Linked DNA regions of Homo sapiens: region 2 is linked to region 1. A link is an interaction called in ENCODE POLR2A ChIA-PET data of the cell type or tissue named here. Cell type or tissue: IMR-90. All regions are shown on one strand. Links, peaks and the distances in the headings refer to the core of each region. The heading gives the core; the rest is flanking DNA.

The links. Peaks named below come from ENCODE experiments on the same cell type or tissue, not always from the same donor. Only the 100,000 strongest peaks of a DNase experiment are listed, where the experiment ranks them.
Region 2: POLR2A ChIA-PET joins it to region 1 with 12 read pairs; 2 of 35 experiments call an interaction of 5 or more read pairs at or near these places.

What each region holds. Positions count from the first base shown.
Region 1 is chr9:84,062,448-84,067,835 of GRCh38, reverse strand. LOC101927575 (a long non-coding RNA gene) reads right to left here and starts at 4,393. Exons shown (of 9, transcript NR_110995.1): 1 at 4,307-4,393; 2 at 409-541. In IMR-90, for the core only: no CTCF peak of the experiment used is centred there; no DNase peak of the experiment used is centred there.
Region 2 is chr9:84,119,773-84,125,160 of GRCh38, reverse strand. No RefSeq gene overlaps it. Among named protein-coding and RNA genes, the nearest start is that of RMI1, 140 kb to the right of the region's middle. In IMR-90, for the core only: no CTCF peak of the experiment used is centred there; a DNase peak (open chromatin) is centred at 2,880.

The sequences.
Region 1 (5,388 bases), core at 80-5,079:
TAAATGTTAATGTTGCTTAAAACTATCCTACTTTAAAATGAAAATTTTCCATCCATGTATCCTAATGAGTTATCAGAATGCATTACTCCCAAATAAAATGTACAAACGAGAAGGTAAACATAAAATATTACCACCAGTAGGCATGTGTGTGGAAACATTTATAATCAAAATTAATATACTACATTAAAATTACTGAAATATAAATGCATACCAAAATGCTGTAACAACAATGGGGGAAGATTTTTATGAAAGCTCATGCTTCACTTTGAAAGGGAAAAATGCCAAATTATTCTTCAGTCACGTAGTAGGCAATAGAGGTTAAAGCTACTTCTGAACATGGGACTAACACAAGTTAAACTAAGAACATCTACAACTTCTATAAAATAATAGAGCTAAAAGAAAACTCACTGTCTAATTGAAGAAACAAGGACTTCCATTTACTTTATTCTTTAAAATCTGCCAAGAAGGGGTTCCCCTCCCATATTATGTTGCTCTGCTTCTTCACCCACACATCATCCTTCTGGGCATTTAGTGTGCTGACCTAGGTAGACATGGTGAAAATCTATTACTCATAGGTATCTATATAAACCCATTACTCTTTTTGTTTTTTGTTTTTTTTTTTTTTGAGATGGAGTCTCACTCTGTCACCCAGGCTGGAGTGCAGTGGCACAATCTTGGTTCACTGCAACCTCCGCCTCCCATGTTCCAGCGATTCTCCTGCCTCAACCTCCCAAGTAGCTGGGATTACAGACGCCCACCACCACACCCAGCTAATTTTTTATCGTTTTGGTAGAGATGGGGTTTCACCACATTGGCCAGGCTGGTCTCAAACTCCTGACCCCAAGTGATCCACCCACCTCGGCCTCCCAAAGTGCTAGGATTACAGGCGTGAGCCACTGTGCCCCGCCCAACCCATTTCAATTTTCATATCACAGGAAGAAAGTCACAATCATTCCTCCTTCCTTTACATTGCCGGAATAAACAAGTCAATCCATTTAGTCTTTGGAAAAGACCTATCCCCCAACTCTTCTGCCATTATCTGCTGAAATCTGCTATACATTCATCTCACATTTCTGTCAAACCACTTATACTGCTACTTCTCATAGGCCTAATTAATATTCTTTCATGTAATCAGTCTTAAAATACAATCACAAACCTAGTATAGTATTACCTAAAGAATTCTGCAATATGTATTCCTGTTTTGTACTTCCTGTTAGCTTACTCTTTTTCTCCAAGATGAAAAACTAAGAAAAGTTTTATCATTGACAAATTTGAAATCTTTGTTTCCATTACCAGGCTCTTGCGTTATTAGGGATATGTGCCCACTTCAGTGACCTGAGTCCTGGATATCTCCCACACTTGACCTTCCAAGAAGTGGAATCCCTCACACCCACTTATAATACAAGCTGTTGATGCTGCTATTGATAAAGATATTTGTTTACTGCTGACTGTGATGAGATATGTTGGGACCTTTTCTTCCCAGTTTACACCAAATACATAGAAGAGGTGACTTTTCCTAGCGTTCCTCAGATTCTCTTTGGCCATGGCTATGTCTCTTTGGAACAAGACTAGATGCTCTAAGAACTTCTGCTGAACAGCTTGTACAGCCCGAGAGGAGAAGGAGGGAAGGCAAGGAGACATCCAGGGCCTGGCTGAGACATCTCATGTTCTCTCCCATCCCTGGGAACTTCCCATCTGTGTGCAGGGGATTGTCTGTGTCATGAAGAACCAACATGGCACTGACCACCAATCAGTCACCAGACACCACAAAGAGTTGTCGGCAAATGGCGAGACCTCCCCTGCTGCCCCTTGGAGAACAGGAAATAGAGTCACTCGGCAGTTTTCAGGAGGATAATACTTCAGGACACAAGCTTTGGAGTCAGACAGACTTGAGTTTGCATCTCAGTTCTGATGCTTGCTAGTTGTGCCCCCTTGAGCAGTTTGCTTAATCTCTCTGAGCCTCCATTTCATCATCTATGCATTGAGAATAATGCTCACCTCACAAGATTATTATGAGAAATAGGTGAGCAATATATGACAAGCACTTGGCATGCTGAGTGATTCAAGTATTTAATTAGTGGAAGCTGCTATTATTACTACTACCGCCTCTATTAATGGTGTCTTTCCCCGCAAGTAGCAACACCTCCTGGCTTCTATAGTAACACTGATGTTCTTACCTTGAAAAACTTTCAAGTCATCTTGGCCTCTCCCTCAGTCCCCACATCCAAAGTCACCAGGTCTTATCAATCCATCCTCTCCTTTGCATCTCCATTGCCACTCCTCTAGTTTATAGCTTCACTAACTCTCACCTTGACCTTCACTCAGTAAATGTCTATTAAAGCACCTACTGTGTGCTGGGCATGGTGTAAAATACACACATGTAAAATATCTCAAAATATGTATAATCTGGTGGTATGGCAAGGAAATACAGACATTTAGACAGGTAACCAGAATGCAAGGCCAAATGAAACAGCATGGAATATTTAGAAAGGTTTCACATACATATGATTCAACAACAACAAAAAAGATGTACAGGAAGGTTTCACAGAGGCATTGCCCCTTGAGGGGAAACTTGAACAATTAATAAAAAGAAGAAAAAAAAGGCATTACAGTCTGAGAAAACAGCATGAGCAAACACAAGACCTCAAGAATTATGTCACGTGGAGAAAATGCTGAGTTATACAGTGGGACCAGAGTGGGTGGGGAGGACAGAGCCACAGCTGAAGTCGGAAGCAGTCAGTCAGGGGAGTGGAGTGCTTCCAATTCCCCTTCAATGTGGATTCCTCCTGCCTCAAGGTGGATTCCCCTTAAAAGTCTGCCTCCTCCCCTAAAGGCTGTACAGCTATAGACAAAGTACTTACCTTCCCTGAGACTCATTTGTAAAATGCAGACAACAAAATACCTACTTCATGCTGTTCTTGAGGGGATTAAATGAAATAATGTAGGTAAAGAACTTTACACAATGCCTAGACTATAGTAGGCACTTCACAGATGGTAGTTACTGTTTTCCTAGGAAGCTGTCATGGACTGAATGTTTGTGTTTCACAAAAATGTGTATGTCAAAGCACTAACCCACAGTCTGGCTCTATTTGGAGATGGGGCCTCTATGGAACTAAGGTTAAATGAGGTCATAGGGTGTGACCCTGGAGTCTTGATTCAAAAGGATTAGCCTTTATAGAAAGAAACACCAGAGAGCTTGCTCTCTCTCTCCATGAGCACCACCAAGTAAAGGCCACATAAGCACACAGTAAGAAGGTGGCCATTTGCAAGCCATCTGCCCTCACCAGAAACTGAACTGGCCAGAACCTTGAACTTCTAGCCTCCATAACTGTGAGGAAATAAATTTCTGTTGTTTAAGCCCCAAGTCTATGGTATTTTATTATGGCAGCTCAAGCTGACTAGTACGGAGGCCTTGAATGGCATTTTAAGGGGTTTATTCTTTATTTTGTGGACAATGGAGATGCCTTAAACATTTCTGAGAAGGCAAGAATTAACATTTATATCTGACTATCTGAGAGTTGAAGAGTAATGGGGATGTCCTCTTTACTGACCTCCTGCACCCTGCCCCTGCCTCTTCCCATCCATTCATGACAACCAGTCTATGATTAATATCTCCAATATGGCTCAGATGAGCTGCTCAAAATGTTGGCCTATAGAATACAGCCTGGATCCCTTAGTTTGGCATTCAAGCTGGGAAGATCAGACCCTGGCTTTTGCCACATTTGTGTCTTTGCTCAAACTGTTCCTTCCACCAATAATATTATTTCCTACTGTTTTCAGACAGAATCCAATTTATCCTTTAAGACCAATGCCCATGCCACTTGTCTTATGATGTCTCCTCTCCACTGAACCCCTACCGTTTATGCCTCTAGCATGTCACGGTGGTCAACCTCTCTATTCTAAATAATGTTGTTTATAGCTCCTCTAGTAGACTGTAATGACCTGAGGTCAATTTTTGTGGCTTTCACATTACATGGCACAGAAAAGAATTTGAAGGAGGTATGAGGGAAAATCTATAAAGCAGGAGAGAAAAACATTAGGCTTACATAGGAGAGAGACAGTCTGGAAGAGAAGAGGGTTTTTGAGAGCAAAAACTCTTATTGAAAGGAGAATTAGAGTCACTTGATGTGGGTGTGCATTGTGAAACAGATGAATTTCCCTGCACCCCAATTCCCTACAGAGTCTCCATCTCCATTATACTCCCATACACGTGAATTCTCTGAAATTCCCATGAGATACTAGATGGGAAAGATGGTTATTGGGTGACAATAATCATAATCATAGTTAACATCTGTTGAAGACATACCTGGTGCCTGGCGCTGGGCTACAGTACAGGTTTTCAGTATTCCATATGTTATGTTCTTTTTTAGTCCTGAAATGCCTGTCTTTCTGTTGATATAATGTGGCCATTTAAGTGTTCTTTTCATCTGAAATTTTATTCAGAGATTTATCCAGAGGATTATATGCTGCATTAAAACAATGAGTTCAGTCAGGGAGCATTCATTTAGAAAGTTTCTAACCCTATCCCTCCTCTGTTTAAGACTAATATTAAGACCCTTACTTAAGACTCAGGCACTTACATCACTGTAGTTTTAATTCCAACTTTCTGGCTTACTAATGAGGAAAAACAACTTTTATTTTGATTTTGAAAACATCTATTAAATCCCTATAAAATATCTTGGTTTTTTTAAAAATACATCTGAGATAATCTTTCCCTACACATATTTTAAAAACCTTAAAACCTTTTCCTTTTTTTAAAATGTTTTATTTCCATACGTTTTGGGGGGAATGGGTGATGTTTGGTTACATAAGTTCTTTGCTGGTGATTTGTGAGATTCTGGTGCACTTATCTCCAGAGCAGTATACACTGAACCCACTTTGTAGTCTTTTATCCCTCACTCCCTTTCCACCCTTTCCCCTGAGTCACCAAAGTCCATTGTATCATTCTTATGCCTTTGCATCCTCATAGCTTAGTTCCCACTTATGAGTGAGAACATACGATGGACAAACAACTTTTTTATGTCATTAGTCATTTCTATATTTGCACCCCAGTCTATCAGAGTCACTGGTGAAAACTGGCAAAGGGTGAAGGAGAACTCAGAGAGGAAGAGGCTAGGTGCCCAGGATTAATCCCAGCCCTTGGCATGGAGCCTGCCTGCCTCCTTTTTCCCAGGACCCAGTTCTGTCTCCTTCCCTCCCCTCTATTCCTCCAAGGCCAGCCCCAACCTTTCCTAAGATTTTTATTTTATCTAAAAACTTCCCAATAATTCTACTTGGAGATACTTAAGCCAGGAGGACAAAGGATACACAGTCACAAGCCTGGCGTACTCGCAAGTGAAACAACACCCAGAGACAAAATTTATTTTTAAATAAAATATGGAGATTTCT
Region 2 (5,388 bases), core at 283-5,282, 57 kb before region 1:
CATATCCCAAGGGACAGAGGAAAGATTCACAATAAGCCCTTTTTAGTGAATGCTCTAAGAAAGGATGATCAAGGGCCTATGGTCAGGTGTCAGCTGGAACAAACAGTCAATTCTTTTGTAGCCTTGAGCTCTCCCAAGCAGGCACTTTAAGGGAAGCTAAAGTCACCTAGAGATGTGGCCTTGACTGGTGAGAAACTAAGTTAATGCTTGCTTAAATCTTTTAATGTGAGTGGGGGGCTGGATGACATCATTTGTATTGAGTGTCTGTAGTTTTTACAGGCCAAGATAGAGGCCTAGCCAAGAAGGGGATTCAGAGGACTCTGGCTAGAGTTTAGTAAGAAGAGAATGTTTATCAGTTGAACACACTATTTTTCACTTTACCTTTTAATCTCCTTATTGGTGGTGGTTCTATTTCCTTTCTCTTTCTTAGCGGGGCTTATTTTCTGCCTTTTCTCTTTTACTCATCTTCTTTCCATCCACCAAGATTTATGTTTTGGCTCAGAAAAAAATATGAAACAAATAAAAAGCTGACCACTAAAACAAAAGGTAAAGAAAAAAGGTAAAGGAAGAAAACAACCCACAGCGATAAACACAAAGGACAGTTTCTATTCTGCGTTTTTTCTTTAATTTTTTTAAAATGTGATTTTTAAAATAATGAAAAGTTAATTTCATGGCACAGGGTATCATAAGAGTGAAAACTTGTTTACTTAAAAAGAATAGAAAGAAGAATTTATGAAAAAGAATAGAGGGAAGCAAACCAAAGTACTTGAAGCCCTAACCAAATTAATCAGCTCCTTGAGAAATGTCCATTCCAGAGCCATCAGTAATTAATTTAATTGTTCTTATCTTGATTTAAAAGGACAGCAAAGCAATTTTTAAATAATCTATTTGTTGGCCACAACAAACAGGATCATAATTGAATTTACCAATCTCAGAATTACATTTCTAATCTGTGAAGTATGAGTTAACAGTAGAGTAAGATGAAACATATGTAACACAGTTTCCTTCTCTGTGACAGTGAAGGTCACAGGAGATACAAGGCCGAATTCAGCAATGAGTAAAGCTTTCGGTTTTGAGTGTTCTAAACCAGAGCACTGCTCTAGGGGTAGTAATTTGCATCTAGTTAGCAATCAAATGTTTATTGATAATAATGATTATTAAATGAAAGCTTATATTCCCTAATAAAAATGTTAGTTTGTGAATCTTAAAGTTTAAAAAGCACTCCTTTGAACTGTATGTGAACTTTGTAAAGTACTTATCAGTAGCACCACCTTTTATAAACGAAGCTGACCCACAAAGGGTGTGAGATTTGCCTAAGTCACAGTTGGTGAGTTCAGAACTAACATGCAAACTCCTGTCTCCCTCCAAGATTCCACTCTCTTTCCAGTCTCTCATCTGCTTCCTACCTTCTCATACATTCTTCAATATCAATTTCATAACTTCCCTCTCTCTCATTTCTATACCAAGAAAAAAAGAGTCCAAGAATGATCTCTAACAGTTAGGGTTTTTAAGTAATACCAAGGTCACTTCCCACTGGAGAGGAATTTTCACATTAGATGCAAAGAGAACTCCTAAAAGAGGCTTCCAGCCACAGTTGTGTGTGGGGTGTGTGTGTGTGTGTGTGTGTGTGTGTGTGTGTGTGTGCAGGCATACTCAGGCAAGTACATTAGAAGAAGCCTAGCAGCTGCCTGATAGAGAAATATGAGTAGCAAAGGGATAAATCATGCCACATGTCAAAGCAACAACTAATTTCCAACCCAAACTCTCTGGACTGTTTTGTTTACCTAGTGCCTGCATATATTCCCAGCACACTTCCTGCCCGTTAGCACTCATCTTTAACACCACACTTAGAGAGGGGCCTCTTTCAGGAAACTGAAGCCATCATTCATTATTGATTTTATAGAAGGATTATAAATAAACTCAACATATGGTGCCATGAACTCAGTAAACTTAATGTCGTTAGAAATTCATTTTGGTTAACTTCTAGTCCAGCCCCATTCAATAGAAATATAGTGCAAGCCACCTATGCAATGGTTTATTTTCTAGTATACATTTTAAAAAGTAAAAAGAAACAGGTGAAATTAACTTTAATACAATATGTTATGTAACCTACTATCTCAAAAATATTATTTCAATATAAGAAAGTATTAATAAGATATCTTGCATTATTTTTGTACTGTTTTAAATCCATTGTGTGTTTTACCCTCACAACACATTTCAGTTAAGACTAGCCACATTTCAAGTGCTCAGTAGCCACGTGTGGCTAGCAGCTACAATTTTGGATAGCACCAGTCAAGACTTAGTTAAGAATAACCCATGTGTGAACTATAATATGAAAATTCATTTTCCAGGTAAAAGAAGAAATTGTAGATTTGAAAATCTGATTCCTGCTGACTACAGTAAAATTTGTATTAGTAACAAGTGTTCCAAATCCCTCAAATATCAGAATGCACTGAATGCAAATGAAAGTATTCCATGATCTATATATAGTGAACAAACCTCAAAAGCTTTTAAAAACAAAAAACAAAAAAACTTTTTCTGTGTTGAAGCAAAAAGTCTCTAACTGTGGCCAGGGAACAATTTAACCCAGGTTGCAAGCTAAATGCATTCAGGATCCAGTCAAGTCACATAAATGAATGGGAACCAGTGTGCTGTATGTAAGACAACAGAGTGATGGGAACTGTGCCAAATTAGAAAATTCTTGCTTTGTTTAAACATACTCAAATTGAAAACCTGCATAAATACCACTGTGTCAAACAAAACATCTGTGAGCCAGATTTGGCCTGTGAGATATCAGTCTGCAACTCCTCATTCAACGGGACAAAAAAAGTGAGCATCACAAAGAAAGGATTTGTTTTATTCCCTGAAGGGGTAGGTCTGTCTCCCTGGTTACATTGCCAAAAACAACATTTTCTCCTCCCAATAATAGTGGTTTCTGTGGTGTAAACATGCCTCCCACTTGGAGTTATCTGTTAGAAGTTCAGTCTTTGGGATGTCCAAGAAATGGGAAAACTCACAGACATAAATCCTCCACTGGAGTGTTATGAAACCACTTGAAGAACATGAGCCTGACTTGGTCACTGCTGTGAAACCAAGAGCAGTTTGAGTGCTGGTCACTGCTACACTGTCCCTGCTGACCAGCCAGGCAGCTCTCAACTGTGGAGCTGTGTACTTCAAGGTTATGGGTCCTTTACCTACCATCCATCTTTCTCTAACTAGACGCACTCTTTTAAAGATAAAGAATATTTCACATATACACAAAAATATGTTAAGCCATCTGTCTTAAAACAAAAAATTGGCTTTAGTTCTGAAATTTCTTGAGAATATGTGATAAGGTTTGCATTAGAATAATTATATTCGCATTTTAGAAGGATTACCAAGCAGGTAATCAAAACACACTTCTCCTAACTGCATAGATATACAACAGAGTATCCTCAAAAAGAGAAAGTACCCTTTTAAAAACATACCATACCATTCTTTGGGTGTTCATAATGTAGTTCCTTTTGACAAAGTGACTTCTAATCAGGATGTTGTCATCATGGCAGAAAGAGCAGCCACCTAATTTTAATTAGAAGGGAATACTTTGGACCTCATTAGGCTCATTCTTTTCAGGGAGTGTATTACTCTGCTAGGGCTGCCGTAACAAAATACCACAGACTGTGTGGCTTAAACAATAGAAATTTATATTCTCAATGTTTGGGGGCCTGGAAGTCCAAGATCAGGGTGCCAGCAGGGCAGGGTTCTTCTGAGGTCTCTACCCTTGGCTCGCAGATGGCCCCTCCTGCTGCCTCTTCACAAGGGCGTCCATCTGTGCGTGCACGCCCCTGGTGTCTCTCCCTCTTCTTATGAGGACACCAGTCACATCGGATTAGGTCCCCACCCTAACAGCCTCATTTTAACTCAATTACCTCTTTAAAGGCCTAATCTCCAAATCTGGTTCCATTCTGATGGTCTGGGGGTTGGGGCTTCAACACATGAATTTTGAAGGACACAATTCAGTCCATAACCGAAAGTAACATTTCTTGACAACGAGAACAGCTAACATTCATTGAGCATTTCTTACATGCTACCAACCGTAATCAACACTTTACGTGTTTTAACTCATTTCATTCTCACAACACCTCCATGAGCTAGATCTTTGATAATCCCCATTCTGCAGGTCAAAAGGTTGAGGCAGAAAGAAGATAAGTAACCTGCCCAAGATCTCACGGCTGCTAGTAAGCGGCAGAGCGAGGGCATGAATGTGGACACCTTAGCTCCCAAAACCAAGCATTTAACCAATTTATTACAGATAAAAATGTTTTTACCAGCAGAGAATCTGCTACTCTGAAATGGTTACCAACGGTCTGGTATTCTGCCTGTTATGGATTAAACTGTATCCCCCAAAATGTATGTGTTAAAACCCTAACCCCCCAATGTGACTGTATTTGGAAACAGGGCCTGTAAAAAGATAATTAAGGTTAAATGCGGTCACGAAAATGTGGCCATAATCCAACAGGACTGGTGTTCTTATAAGAAGGGAAGAGATACCACAGAAGAAAGGCTATTTGAGGCCCCAGGGAGAAGACAGACATCTGCAAGGCAAGCAGAGCGGCCTCAGGAGAAACCAAACCTGCGAACATCTTGATCTTGGACTTCAGCCCCCAGAACCTTGAGAAAATAAATTTATGTTGTTTAAGTCATCTGTGATACTTTGTTATGGCAGCCTGAGCTGATACATACACTGCCTCAATCCCTTTTTCAAGAGCTAGTGTGGTAAGGGTCTCTGATAATCACAGATAACCTTTAAGAGTCTGATCCCAGGAGATTGTCAAGTCAGTAAAAATTCTTGAAGAAAGGGGCTTCTCAGGACACTGGACCCTGGAGTTTGAAATGTTTTATAGAAACCTTTAAGCCCTGCTTTCCATGCCCAAGTAAGGATATGAGCTTCTAGATTCTGCATTTGGATTAAGAGTTAGGAGAACCTGGCCGGGTGCAGTGGCTCACTCCTGTAATCCCAGCACTTTGGTAGGCTGAAGTGGGTGGATCACCTGAGGTCAGGAGTTTGAGGCCAGCCTGACCAACATGGTGAAACCCCGTCTCTACTAAATACAAAAATTAACTGGGTGTGGTGGTGGGTACCTGTAATCCCAGCTACTTGGGAGGCTAAGGCAGGAGAATCACTTGAACCCGGGAGGCAGAGGTTGCAGTGAGCTGAGATTGCACCATTGCACTCCACCCTGGGCAACAAGAGCGAAACTTCTCTCAAAAAAAAAAAAAAGAATTAGGAGAACCTAATGTTTGTAAATTTCATGAAAGAAGAAGCCCATAAGTTAAGAGTATAGTTTCTGAGAATAAAAAGGAAGTGGCAAAACAAGAATGGAACTTTTTGAGCTTGTTAAGACCCTA